Linked DNA regions of Homo sapiens: region 2 is linked to region 1. The links are chromatin contacts, found by Hi-C or POLR2A ChIA-PET in ENCODE. All regions are on one chromosome and are shown on one strand. Each heading gives the region's core, a stretch centred on a gene start or an enhancer-like site at or near the end of the contact. The rest is flanking DNA. Distances are from core to core; before and after follow the strand shown. Region 1 holds the start of SLC4A4 (solute carrier family 4 member 4). Region 2 has its middle 13 kb from the start of RUFY3.

What was found. A loop is a pair of places that touch in the nucleus more often than their neighbours do. ChIA-PET counts read pairs that join two places held with the same protein, here RNA polymerase II (POLR2A). Pooled maps may share reads with other maps.
Region 2: a map of ascending aorta shows a loop between it and region 1 (4-fold over the local background). The contact joins the enhancer-like site here to the promoter of SLC4A4 in region 1. A Hi-C loop is called at or near these places in 1 of 168 maps with a recorded cell type or tissue (ascending aorta) and 10 of 50 pooled maps. POLR2A ChIA-PET finds 5 or more read pairs at or near these places in 2 of 52 experiments (A673 and activated naive CD4-positive, alpha-beta T cell).

Annotation. Positions count from the first base shown.
Region 1 is chr4:71,184,989-71,190,838 of GRCh38, reverse strand. It overlaps SLC4A4 (solute carrier family 4 member 4), which reads right to left and starts at 3,580. Exons shown (of 26, transcript NM_001098484.3): 1 at 3,438-3,580. LOC124900712 (a long non-coding RNA gene) reads left to right here and starts at 4,315. Exons shown (of 2, transcript XR_007058133.1): 1 at 4,315-5,850.
Region 2 is chr4:70,706,261-70,712,110 of GRCh38, reverse strand. It overlaps a transcript of RUFY3 not described here. Among named protein-coding and RNA genes, the nearest start is that of RUFY3, 13 kb to the left of the region's middle. Within about 2 kb of position 2,415, at least 2 of the 41 ENCODE cell types and tissues checked have a DNase peak (open chromatin) inside an H3K27ac peak, as active enhancers do.

The DNA of each region.
Region 1 (5,850 bases), core at 2,331-4,830:
TTAGGAAGATTGGAAGAAAAAGTTTTATCTCTCCTTTGCCACAGCAAGTAAAGCCATTAGCATTTATACACTTGTTCATTTTTTACAGACAGGATCTCCCTATGTTGCCCAGGCTGAGGTGCAGTAGCTATTCACAGGCACAATTTAATAGCAATTTTATGGGCACAATTTTAGAGCACATGACAGCCTCGAACTCCTATGCTTAAGTGATCCTCCCAACTCAGCCTCCAGAGTATCTGGGACCACTGCACCTGGCTCTCATTGTATTTTCAATGTCTTGTTAGAAATGTCATTGCACTGCTGAGACTACCAAATGCAATAAAAGCCATTGCCACAGAAGTATTACGAAAGTAGTTAATATGGCTTCCGACAAAATTAAATCAGCCACCTCTACAAATGAGTTGTGTCTGTGTGTGTGTGTGTGTGTGTGTGTGTGTGTGTGTGTGTGTGTGTAAACATACATAGACAGAACTGAGTAAAGGAGACTCCATCCCTATTGCTGGAAAAATAACCAAAGCTGTGCACTACTGAGGATAAAAAGATCATCTTCATGTCAGAAGAACAGCAGCATATTTTCCATTTTTGTGACCCAAACGTATCAAGAGTTTATATATTGGGAGAAAGGCAAAATGTATTTGGAATACAACTTAGCTGACCTCAAATAAAACTTTATTCCTCCTTTCCTCTAAGATTCCTACATTATGTAAAAGTAGTAAGATCCAGTTTTGTAAAGTCTTACTAGCTTCCTGGATGTTCTTTATCCATTTTGCTAAATGACTCCCTAAAAATACATAAATTTCATAAGTCACAGGTTGTCCTTGGAAACAGCATCAACTGAGATCCATGTTCTGCTTATAGCTTCCTTTGTCCCATCAAATCATGCATTCTGATTCCTTCATTTAGCAATCAAGAAAAAAACACTTAGAAATGTTAATCATCATTAGATTTTCCTCTTCTCAGTTTGTTCTTTCCACTCCCAATCTTATCTATCAACTCTGGTCTTAGATTTCATTCATATTATTTTAAATAAACACAAAGAAACTCCAAGAAACAGATATGTATCTCGCCACACTTAAGTCCAGCAGAGTCTCTCAGGACGCTTCTCCTCTAACAATAGCAGTCCTCATATGAGGTCTACAGCGCTCACAGAGGCAGGCAAGGAATCCTGTTTATTTACATGATTCACCAGCTAGTGTGCATTTCTTTAAGTGTTGTCTTTTCCTTTAAGATGTAAGCTATGGCCAGATATCACTCTTGTTATCGGAACAAGGGATCAGAACCTCAAAACTGTACCTGCCAGCACTCAGCGAAAAATGAGATTACCATCAGGGCCTACTGGAAGTTGTCCCAAAGGTTACCCGATTTCTATCGCATTATTCCTCTAAATCTGATTGCCTTTATTTCTTTCACACAACATTTTTGTAAATCCAAAATGTCTCTTAATCATTTAGAAGACTGAAATCATAGTACTAACATTCAAACATCTAAAATTATTTAATATTGACTACGTGAACTAAAAGAAATACATTAATCTAAACTGAGAGTACATTCTGTCAATCTCATTGGGTAAGGTGTCTAATGTATGTTTTTAAGTCTCCAGAAATGACCCCAAAAGAGCAAATGGCACCAAAACCCTCATTCTGAAGTACACTTAAATCCAAAATGTTGGGGGTTTCTTAGTTTTCAGTTTTTTTAACATGGCTGGGACTATCAAAATATCCCATCTTGTCCTTGTCACCCCCACTCCTACAAATGTTCTCTGCCTCAACAGCTCATAATGTAGTGGTACTGCTTTCCTGTCTCCATCTACATATATGAGAGTTTCTCTGTCATCTTACTTGACAGTGTGGGATACAGTTAAAACAAATCATTCAATTTCAAGATCTACCACAAAGACCAGAATCCTATCAGTACTTTTAACTTTAAAATGAAAGTAAAAGTTTTTTCTCAGCTATAAAAGTTATAGAAAAATAAACAGGCACACTTCCTTTGAATGAAGTTATACTAATATCTTCAGTCTAAGTACTAAAATGACCATGTAAATTATTTACATGCTAATATGAAAGACACAAGAAAGAGAGCTGTAGTCAGAAACGTTTTCAAAAGACATCACATTGGCTATAAAAAGCTACTGAATATTGTTCTAATGGCATTGACGAATCTACTGAAATCACAATGAAAAAAAAAAGCCCAAATGAGCAATGTACACTTTAATTAATTTAATTCAGGTAGTATTACAACTCCAAGTCCCAAGATACAAGAAAAAAGAGAAATACAGTACAACACAGTGTCTCTTAGGAAAGGAACTGCTGCAGGATTTGAGACAATGAGCGTTTAGTACAGCCCAGTGTTCTTGATTTCTCATTAGGAGCAACTTTCCAGGGCACTGAAGCGAACCAGGAAAAGAAATGGGGAGGGTAAGCCAAAGGGGTCGCTGCTCTTCAGTGTCAAGTTGGAAAGAGCTTGCTGCGATCAATTATGCTGAGAAGGTAGGGCCTTGAGAGGGAAGGAAGGATAGAAAAAAACAGTTTTACAGGGCGCTGAAAAAAGTGATAGAAGAGAGGTAGAACTGCTTCCTCCATCTTTCACGTCAAGTTCAAGTTTTTCTTTTTGTTCTATAAGAACTTTTGTCTTTATGGTGCTTGCTGCGGTTTGCTGATGTAGTTCCCAGGTCCTGCCTTCCTCTGGTGACTTATTAACGGACTGGCAACGGCTGAGTAAAATGCACTTAAGAAAAAAGAAATCACCTCTCTTTGCCAAGACTCACATGCTGCCCAGTACCTGAGGGAGAGCTCCGTTGTCGCTGGCCAAGAGAAATTCCAGTTTAACCTATGCCTCCCCTAGCCAAATCCATTGCAAATAAATGTGTGTGTGCCACTTGCAGAGAATCTGCCTGACTCACCCCCCGCCTTTGGCGTGCCAGGGAGAGATGTAAATGCTCCGTCCTGGAGCTGGCAGTGAAGTGGGGGCCGCGGCCTCGGTAGCACCAAGAGTCCCCAAATCTCCCCCTGTGATGGGTTTAGGGATGTGTTCCTCTCAAGCAGGTGCCTGGTCACAGGGCGACCACCCAGGCTCACAGCAACACACGTGTCACTGAGCCCGAGCCCAGCCCGCCGCAGAACTGGCCCCGCAGTCCTCGTAAAGACGCCCAGTTGCGCGCAGGGGACTTAGCAGTGAGGGAGAAGCAGACCACCCAAACTCTTCCTCTAAACCCTAAGAAGGAAAAAAAATACTTTTCCGCGGAAGCAGCCTCCACACACCGCCCGCGCCCAGCTCAGGGGATGCCCGGCCCGCAATTGACCTCTCTCTCCCTCCCAGGAGCGCGCTGAGGCCGCCTGCGCGCCCTACGGAATCGGCCCCCGGGCCCGCGCCCGCCTCCGCCTTGGAGCGAGGGACCCCATCGACCCTCCCGGCAGCTGCCGGGGCCGGGCGCTCACCTCCTGGGGTCTGGCTTCCGTCGCTCCTCCAGTTTGGCGGCGGAGTGTGGGGCTGCAGCGGCCACTGCCACTGCCGCCGCCGCCGCCGCCTTCGCTGCCACCGCGGCCGCCGCCGCCACCGAAGCGCTGCCCGGCGCGCCGCCGGGGTTGGAGGCTGGGGGGCCGCGGAATCCCTGGAGGCGCGAGCCCGGGACGCGGCGGGGCCGAGCCGCGGGAAGTTGTCTGCGCCGGGCGCGGAGCGAGCGGGGCGCCAGTCACCCGCGCCCAAGTAGTCACAACTTTGCCGCCTGGGTGGGTGCGCGCTCCGGAGAGAGGCGAGCGCGGGAGAGCGGGGCAAAGGCGCTGGGGCGGGAGGGTCTTCGGAGCAGGCAGGACTGCAACCTGAACGGCCCGCGAGGAAAGGGGAAAGGTGGCGCGGGGGGATGTCTACACAGCCTGTGTGGTGCGCGGCGAGCGAGTGTGTAAGAGCGCGGGCGTCTACTCTACTTTGCCTCCTGCAGCTCCTGCATATTTATGGGGATCTCTGATGTTCCTGCTAGTAACTAACACTGCAGCAGTGGAGCCCAGCCCAGGCGCCCCTCGGGAGCAAGCCGGGGTGCGGGGGCTCACGGAAGGCGGCCGCGGCGGAGGCTGTGCCGCGAGCGCGAGCCTGCGATCCATATTTAAAGCCGTAAGTGGCCTCGGCCGGCCCCCTGCCCTGCCCTCGCTCGTGCCCGCCAGCCCGGCCCCCACCGCTCCGGGCCGCTGCTCGGCGTCAGCCGCCCGGGCATCGGCGGCGGGGAGGGGCCTCGAGCCGCGCCGCCTCCGCCGGGGGCTTGGGCTCTGTGCGCAGCGCCCGCCCGGAGCTGGCGGAGGACCCGGCTCCGGACCGGCCGCTCTTGCCTCCCAGGTTCCTTTTCTCTCACGCCCTGGGCTGGGTCCTAGGTCCAGCTTTTTGTCCTACTCAAAAGAGTTCCCCAGTGGGGAGAGCCTGTGCTTTCATGCAGAACTAAAATTGCGTGAGTTTCCCAGCTCAGATCACTCTTGACTCTACTTTATAAAACTTGGGGCGTATAGAGTGCTGCCATAACACAGTATTAAGTAATTGTTCACCTTTAACAAAAGATGTCTGAAGATAACGTGGTTGTCAACTGTGTCCTTCACTTATGTCACTGATGCCTTTCTGTCTTCCTTGGGAGTTAGGAAAACAGCCTTAGCAAAGTGATTATTTGTATTTATTCTGTTCCTAAGTCTAATAATGAGGTTCAAGTACTCTTTGCCAAGCAAATAATATATCAGTGATCCAGCACCATTGCCATTGGTAAACTATTGAATCATAAGTAAACCATTAAGATATGAACAGACTGTCAGCACAGACACACCATCTATTGTTCTGGGTACTGCTAGAGAGTAGTCACTTAATGGATTGCAACCACATGGTATATCATGCAAGTGTATATCATTTTCTAGTAATACATATTATATGTAATGTGTATGTGGACATCACTGACCAAACTGTGTTTTCAACAGTAGCCACCAAAATGCATAAAGCTCAAGAGAAATAATTTAACATACCAACTGCTCCTGGTCCCCAGTATTTCTTCAATACAAAGCTATAGCTTATAGGACCTCCAAGAGAAAAAAAAAATGAGGGTAGGGAGGAAATAATTTGAGGACAGAGGCTTTTCTTTCTAGTATTCAAAACTGGAAGAGATCCAGAGATCCATGGTGCCTCACCAGTGCTTGGAAAGCAGGTATGGAGCCTGTGTCTTTTAAAAAGTTTCTATCTTTAAAATCCTTAGTTAATGCTCAGAAGGCACAAGGAAACACGCCAATCTGATGTCTGAAATTAAAATGTACTGTCATGTGTCTGTTGTCACATCTGGCTCACATATATGTTCACACATTCTACATAACCCAGTGCAGTGATATATCACTGGGAATTTTTCATGGGAAACTCAAAACCAAAGATAAAACAAAAATTTAGCTTTAAAGTTTTCACCTAAATGATTATGTTCTGTTTCTAGGCTAATGTTAAAATTAACTTTCACTCCCTGAGCAGGCAGTTAGCAAGAATCAGCAACCGCAAAGTAAGCTAACAGGCAAAGGGAAGTCACTTTTGTATTAAAAATTTGCCATTGCTGTTCAGCAGTTTTTCACACTGTGGATTATGTATTTCAACATAGCTGGCAATTTCTCATTATAATCGTGAAGCAGCCATGAACACTCAGTGCTGGTGAATAAGAAAGAAAAAGTCCAAGAAACACATTTTTCAAGCATTCTGCTGCAAAATATATCAAACTTTCCTTCACGTAAGTTAAATAGGTAACTCCTGAAGGCATTTCAGTACAAAGATTGGCAAGAATTTACCCTAAAAGGAGCATAAAGTTGGTTTGTGGGGTGGGAGGCAGGGAGACAATGAGAGTACTATAGA
Region 2 (5,850 bases), core at 1,166-3,665, 480 kb after region 1:
AAACTAAGATGGGAAGAAAAAAGAAAACTCTGTCTACAAAGAATGAGTCTATGATTATCAGAAGGGGAGCAACCAAAGAAAGACTCAAAGATTACATCTGATATTCTGAAATTGTTGTTCTGTCAATAAAAAGCGTGATTTGACTTTTTGATAATGCCAGGCCAGAAGAATAGGTGCAACAAAAAGGTGGTGGCAGAAAAGAAGGGGAGAATTGGCTGGGAAGACAAACTGTGAGAGTTCAGGGAGCCCTGCTCACAAAGGCAGAATCAGGAAGGCAAGCAGAGTGTTTAGTCGTGAGGAAGGAAACGGGGGCATGACCCAGCTACCTGTCCCTCAGTAGCTCAGGAGGTCCAAGGTCATGTCAGCTGTGTGTGGAAGGAGCCAACTGCACCAAGACACTGAACACCTAAACTCCAGATCTCTGGCAGTTACACATCCTTGGAAAGATGCTACATTTCTGAGGTTTGTATGTGGGTGGGTGCTTTTTATCTACTATTTGACAAAAGGCACTTAATGGATCAGAAAATGGCTCTCTGCCTTCTTAACAGGGTTGGAAAAGAGCAGAGGGCTAACAGATTTATGAATCACAGAATGGTAAATGAGGACACTGATCTACATTGAAAATACCGAAAATCTGTGTTTTAAAAAGTCACACATCACTCTGCTGTTTCCAAAACTACTAGTATGAAGGTAACCATGCCCAATCTTTTGGGGTTCTGAAAGTTTGACCATTTCCCTCATATGTTCCAGCCTGGGCAGACGCCTCTATGTTTACAAAACACAATAAAGTACTTTTGCCTTTTCAAAGTTTAAAGAAGCATACAGCAGGTGAACTGATTAACACGTGCTTGAGGCCGGACATGGTGGTTCATGCCTGTAATCCCAGCACTTTGGAAGGCCGAGGCAGGAGGATCACCTGAGCCCAGGAGTCCAAGACCAGCCTGGGCAACACAGTGAGACCTCATCTCTTTTTTAAAAAAATTGTTTATTTTCACTTTGGCTCTTCTTTGACATACTTCTTTTTTTTTTTTTTTTTTTTTTTTTTTCCAGACGGAGTCTTGCTCTGTGGCCCAGGCTGGAGTGTAGTGGCGGATCTTGGCTCACTGTAACCTCTGCCTCCTGGGTTCAAGCGGTTCTCCTGCCTCAGCTTCCCCAGTAGCTGGGATTACAGGCGTGCACTACCATACCTGGCTAATTTTTTTGTATTTTTAGTAGAGACGGGGTTTCACCATGTTGGCCAGGCTGGTCTTGAACTCCTGACCTCAAGTGATCCGCCTGCCTTGGCCTCCCAAAGTGCTGGGATTACAGGCATGAGCCACCATGCCTGGCCCATTGACATATCTCTTTATATAAATTAAAAATTTTAATAAATAAAACAAAAAACATGTGTTCAATTCCTGACCAGGTATACTGTTTTCTTTTTCTTTTTTTTTGTTTTTTGAGATGGAGTTTCACTCTTGTTGCCCAGGCTGGAGTACAATGGCGCAATCTCGGCTCACCACAACCTCTACCTCCCGGGTTCAAGTGATTCTCCTGCCTCAAACTCCTGAGTAGCTGGGATCACAGGTGTGCGTCACCATGCCCAGCTAATTTTGTATTTTTAGTAGAGACAGGGTTTCTCCATGTTGGTCAGGTTGGTCTCGAACTCCCGACCTCAGGTGATCCGCCTGCCTTGGCCTCCCAAAGTGATGGGATTACAGGCGTGAGCCACCGCACCCGACCTTTACTGTTTTCTAGAGTACTACTAAACAATTAAAAAAGAAGAGAGACAATAACAGAAATGTCCACAGAGGAAAAACTAAAATATATATATTTTACACAAACACATATACAATCTACACATACATACATGCATGCATGCAATATATATGATATATACATATCTGTATACTTGTGTGTGTATATATGTTAATGAAACTGCAAGCATAAATTTTCTCCCCTTAAACACTAATTCCTGGGTTTACATGTATATTTCGAACCTCCTTCCCCATACAATGGATTTTTCAAGTGCATCTGTCAGAGACAAAGGCTTCTAGGTACCTCATTCTCTGCACTATCCGGGGCTTAATCATGGCACTCGCTGTTAAGTATACTCAACTTTGTAGTGGGTAGTCATAGTAACGCTGCCAGTCCTTTTCAAGATTCTTTTTCTTCTATTCCTCTTCTAGCCTTCCTCCTATCTCAAAACAGCACTTAAAAATACAGAAAGCTGCTACTTGGTGAGTGGGACACTTTTTTGGACACTGCCTTAACTGGGAGAGAAAAGACAAGGGCAAGGATGTGGGCTATTTGCATAGCATTGCCTTGAACAATGTTTGCCGTAGTTGTGGGAGTTGGAAGGAGAAAAGAATAACTAAATAGAAGCTGTTAACTGTGCAAACAGCAGGGTGACTCTTCCAACCAACACTAAAGGGAAGCCATCTTTTGTCTATCCTGTCCATTCACAAGACGATCTCTAACGGCAGGATGGAAAAGGAAAGCATTAAAAGTATTACACCATGGCCTGCAAGCAGATCCTCCTTACAAATTGTAGTTGCTGAGAAACTGGCATGGAAGGTCATACATACACCAAGAGGATAAAGCCACCACGAAATATAAAAACATACATGTCTGTAAATGCATGAAAAAGTTCAGGATGAAAACTCCCCAAACTCAAAAGTGGGCATCCTCCAATAAGGAACCGGGGAGAGGGTGCTGGAGGTCCACAAAGAGGAAAGTTCACTTTGTAACTGTACTTATGTATTATGAAACATTTAAACAATGAGCATAGATTCATGTATTACTTGTACATTTATAAAATCAAATTTTAAAAGGCATGGCAGAGAGTTTTATGAGATTTAAAGTTAGAAGTATAAAAACCTAGCAGATTACCAGCACTCAAAGACTCAGAAAGAGACATAATCCTCAACAAGGCACATCAGAAGTCTCCTTTCACACTGCATTGAAGCAGATTGATTTCATGGATATTATATCCTGCAAGATTTTGGAACAAAACAATTCATGTGACAAACCCTGAAAAGTTTAGGCTACCTTCTATTTACAAACTTTTTTTTGAAACAGCATCTCGCTCTATTACCATGACTGGAATACAGTGGTGTGATCACGACTCACTGCATCCTCAACTTCCCAGACTCATGCCATCCTCCCACCTCAGACTCCTGAGTAGTTGGCACCAGAGGCATGTGCCACCATACCCAGCTAACTTATTTTTAATTTAAAAAATTTTTTTTTTGTAGAGACAGAGTCTGCTTATGTACAGGCTGGTCTCCAATTCCTGGGCTCAAGTGATACTCCTGCCTAGGCCTCCCAAAGTGCTGGGATTGCAGGCTTGAGCCACCGTTCCAGTCTCACACATTTTTGCTATTCTTCAGCACTGTTATTTAAAAACAGAGCTTCTGAACTCAAATGTAAAATTTAATTTTTAAAACCTCTAAGTACACTCAAGATTTCTAAAATAAAAAGATAATACCACCTTAATACACAGTCTTTCAAAGCTATAATATTTTATATACTTTTAGCAAATACATTACTGAGAGTTAAAAATTGGGTTGCTAAAGAGGCAGATGCCAGTCATCGTAATATTCACTAGGCATTGAGGTTGAGTCCATGTACCATTCTCGTAATTAAGAAGTCTTTTAAAAACTGTTTGGGGCCAGGTGTGGTGGCTTACACCTGTAATCCCATCACTTGTGAGGCCGAGGAGGGTGGATCACTTGAGTCTAGTTCGAGAGCAGCCTGGCCAACATGGTCTCTACTAAAATACAAAAAAAAAAATAGCTGGGGTGGTGGTGCGCACCTGTAATCCCAACTACTTGGGAGGCTGAGGCAGGAGAATCTCTTGAACCTGGAAGGAAGAGGTTGCAGTCAGCCCAGATTGTACTGCTGCACTCTAGCCTGAGCACAGAGTGAGACTGTCTCAAAAACACAAAATAAAAAAACAAAAACTGTTTGGTCTCAAGTGTTCATGTATTTTATTTTTATTTTTTTAAAAACAGGGTTTCGTTCTGTTGCTCAGGCAGGAGTGCAATGGTGCAGTCACAGCTTACTGCAGCCCTGAACTTCTGGACTCAAGTGATCCTTCACCTTAGTCTCCCAAAGGGCTGGGATTACAGGTGTGAGCCACCAGCACCTGGCCTGGTCTCTAATTTCTTAAATGAGTAGTCAAGAGAATCAAAGTTCTGATATCCAGATACATTACAGAAAGCAATATTCCATTGACTCTGCAGGGTAACAAGGAACTTTTTATTCATATCTAGAGTGTTCCTTTCTGTAAGTATGCTTACGTTCTAAAGCACATATAAATGTAACAGGTAAAAACAAAAACTCAGTCCAAAACAAAAAACTATTTTGAATCAATTTTATATTTAAATAAAACATGTAATAGTGATTTTTTTTTTTTTGCTAATATGAAATGTTCTCAGTGACTAATCTTTAAAAGCAGAGGAAGTGGGACACGTATATATTCCCAGTAACTTTTCTGAACACATACACATCAATAAACTATTTCAAAAATAAAGACCATGAGGAAATATTAGAACTTACGTGGTAACAAAAAACACCATACCGCCTGGGCACGGCGGCTCACCCCTGTAATCCCAGCACTTTGGGAGGCTGAGGTAAGTGGATCATTTGAGGTCAGGAGTTCGATAACAGCCTGGCCAACATGGTGAAACCTCGTCTCTACTAAAAATACTAAAAATGGTAGGTGCCTGTAATCCCAGCTACTCAGGAGGCTGAGGCAGGAGAATCGTTTGAAATCGGGAGGCGGAGGTTGCAGTGAGCAGAGGTCATGCCACTGCACTCCAGCCTGGGCGACAGAGCGAGACTCCGTCTCAAAAACAAAAAAACACCATACATTTGCTAGTATCCTAAGGTAGAGACTGAGATCACGCTCATGAAACTTTAGCTTTAAGTCCTCTAGTCCCGATCTTGATCATGCTTAAGCAACAGTATTAACTGATAAGAGTAACAAAATACTGTTATTTTCTACAATAATTAATAACATAAAGATAACCTTTAACAATGAGGGAGTCCAGTCAACTGAAATTCAGGTAATTCCCACAATTGATACTGTTCAATAGTTGAAAAGTTCCTCTACATCAAACCTTGTACCATAACTGTTACAGAGAAATGACAGTCTTCTTTCTATAGTAGCATGCTTAATATGTAGATTACACAGAAAGAAAACATTTTTGGTGCAAACAAAAAAAGAGGCGGTGTTTAAAGTACAAAGTAGAAGGATTCCTCAGAAAACAAAAGCAAAGTCTCCTTGAGAAGATTCTTATCTTTGCCTCCTCTGTATAGGAAGACTCACTTCTGCCATGAGCTGACAATCCATCTGCACATTAGTGCAGACCACTCCAACACACAAACTATGGCTTCACTAAGACAGTCAATGGTCAGTGTCTGCCCACTGACTTATTACTCAGTAAGTAATAAGGAGGTGTGAACACTGGGCAACCTCCAGCTGAATCACATAGACCCTTCCTGTTAACCTGTCACCCACCATCACAGTTTTGGATCTCTTGTTAGATTTAAAGAGCATGGGTTTAGCAGAAAAGCAATCTGGGTCAACTGCATTCCTTCTCTTAAGCTGTTACTTGGGATAAATCGAGCTTCCGCATCTGAAAAAGTGGCATTCAGTTTGGCGCACACAAACTTATTAACCATGATTATCACAACACATGCACATAGGAAATAATCAATAAATATTATCTTTTCCTAGGAGATGGATCGGGGCAGAAAAGGTGAGTCAGGGTTTCTTGGCAGGGCAGAGCAGCTAAAAGATTTGTACTTGTGCTTTAAAAATATAGGGTGTATGGTGGGAAAGGTCCTTCCCTCATCGCTTCA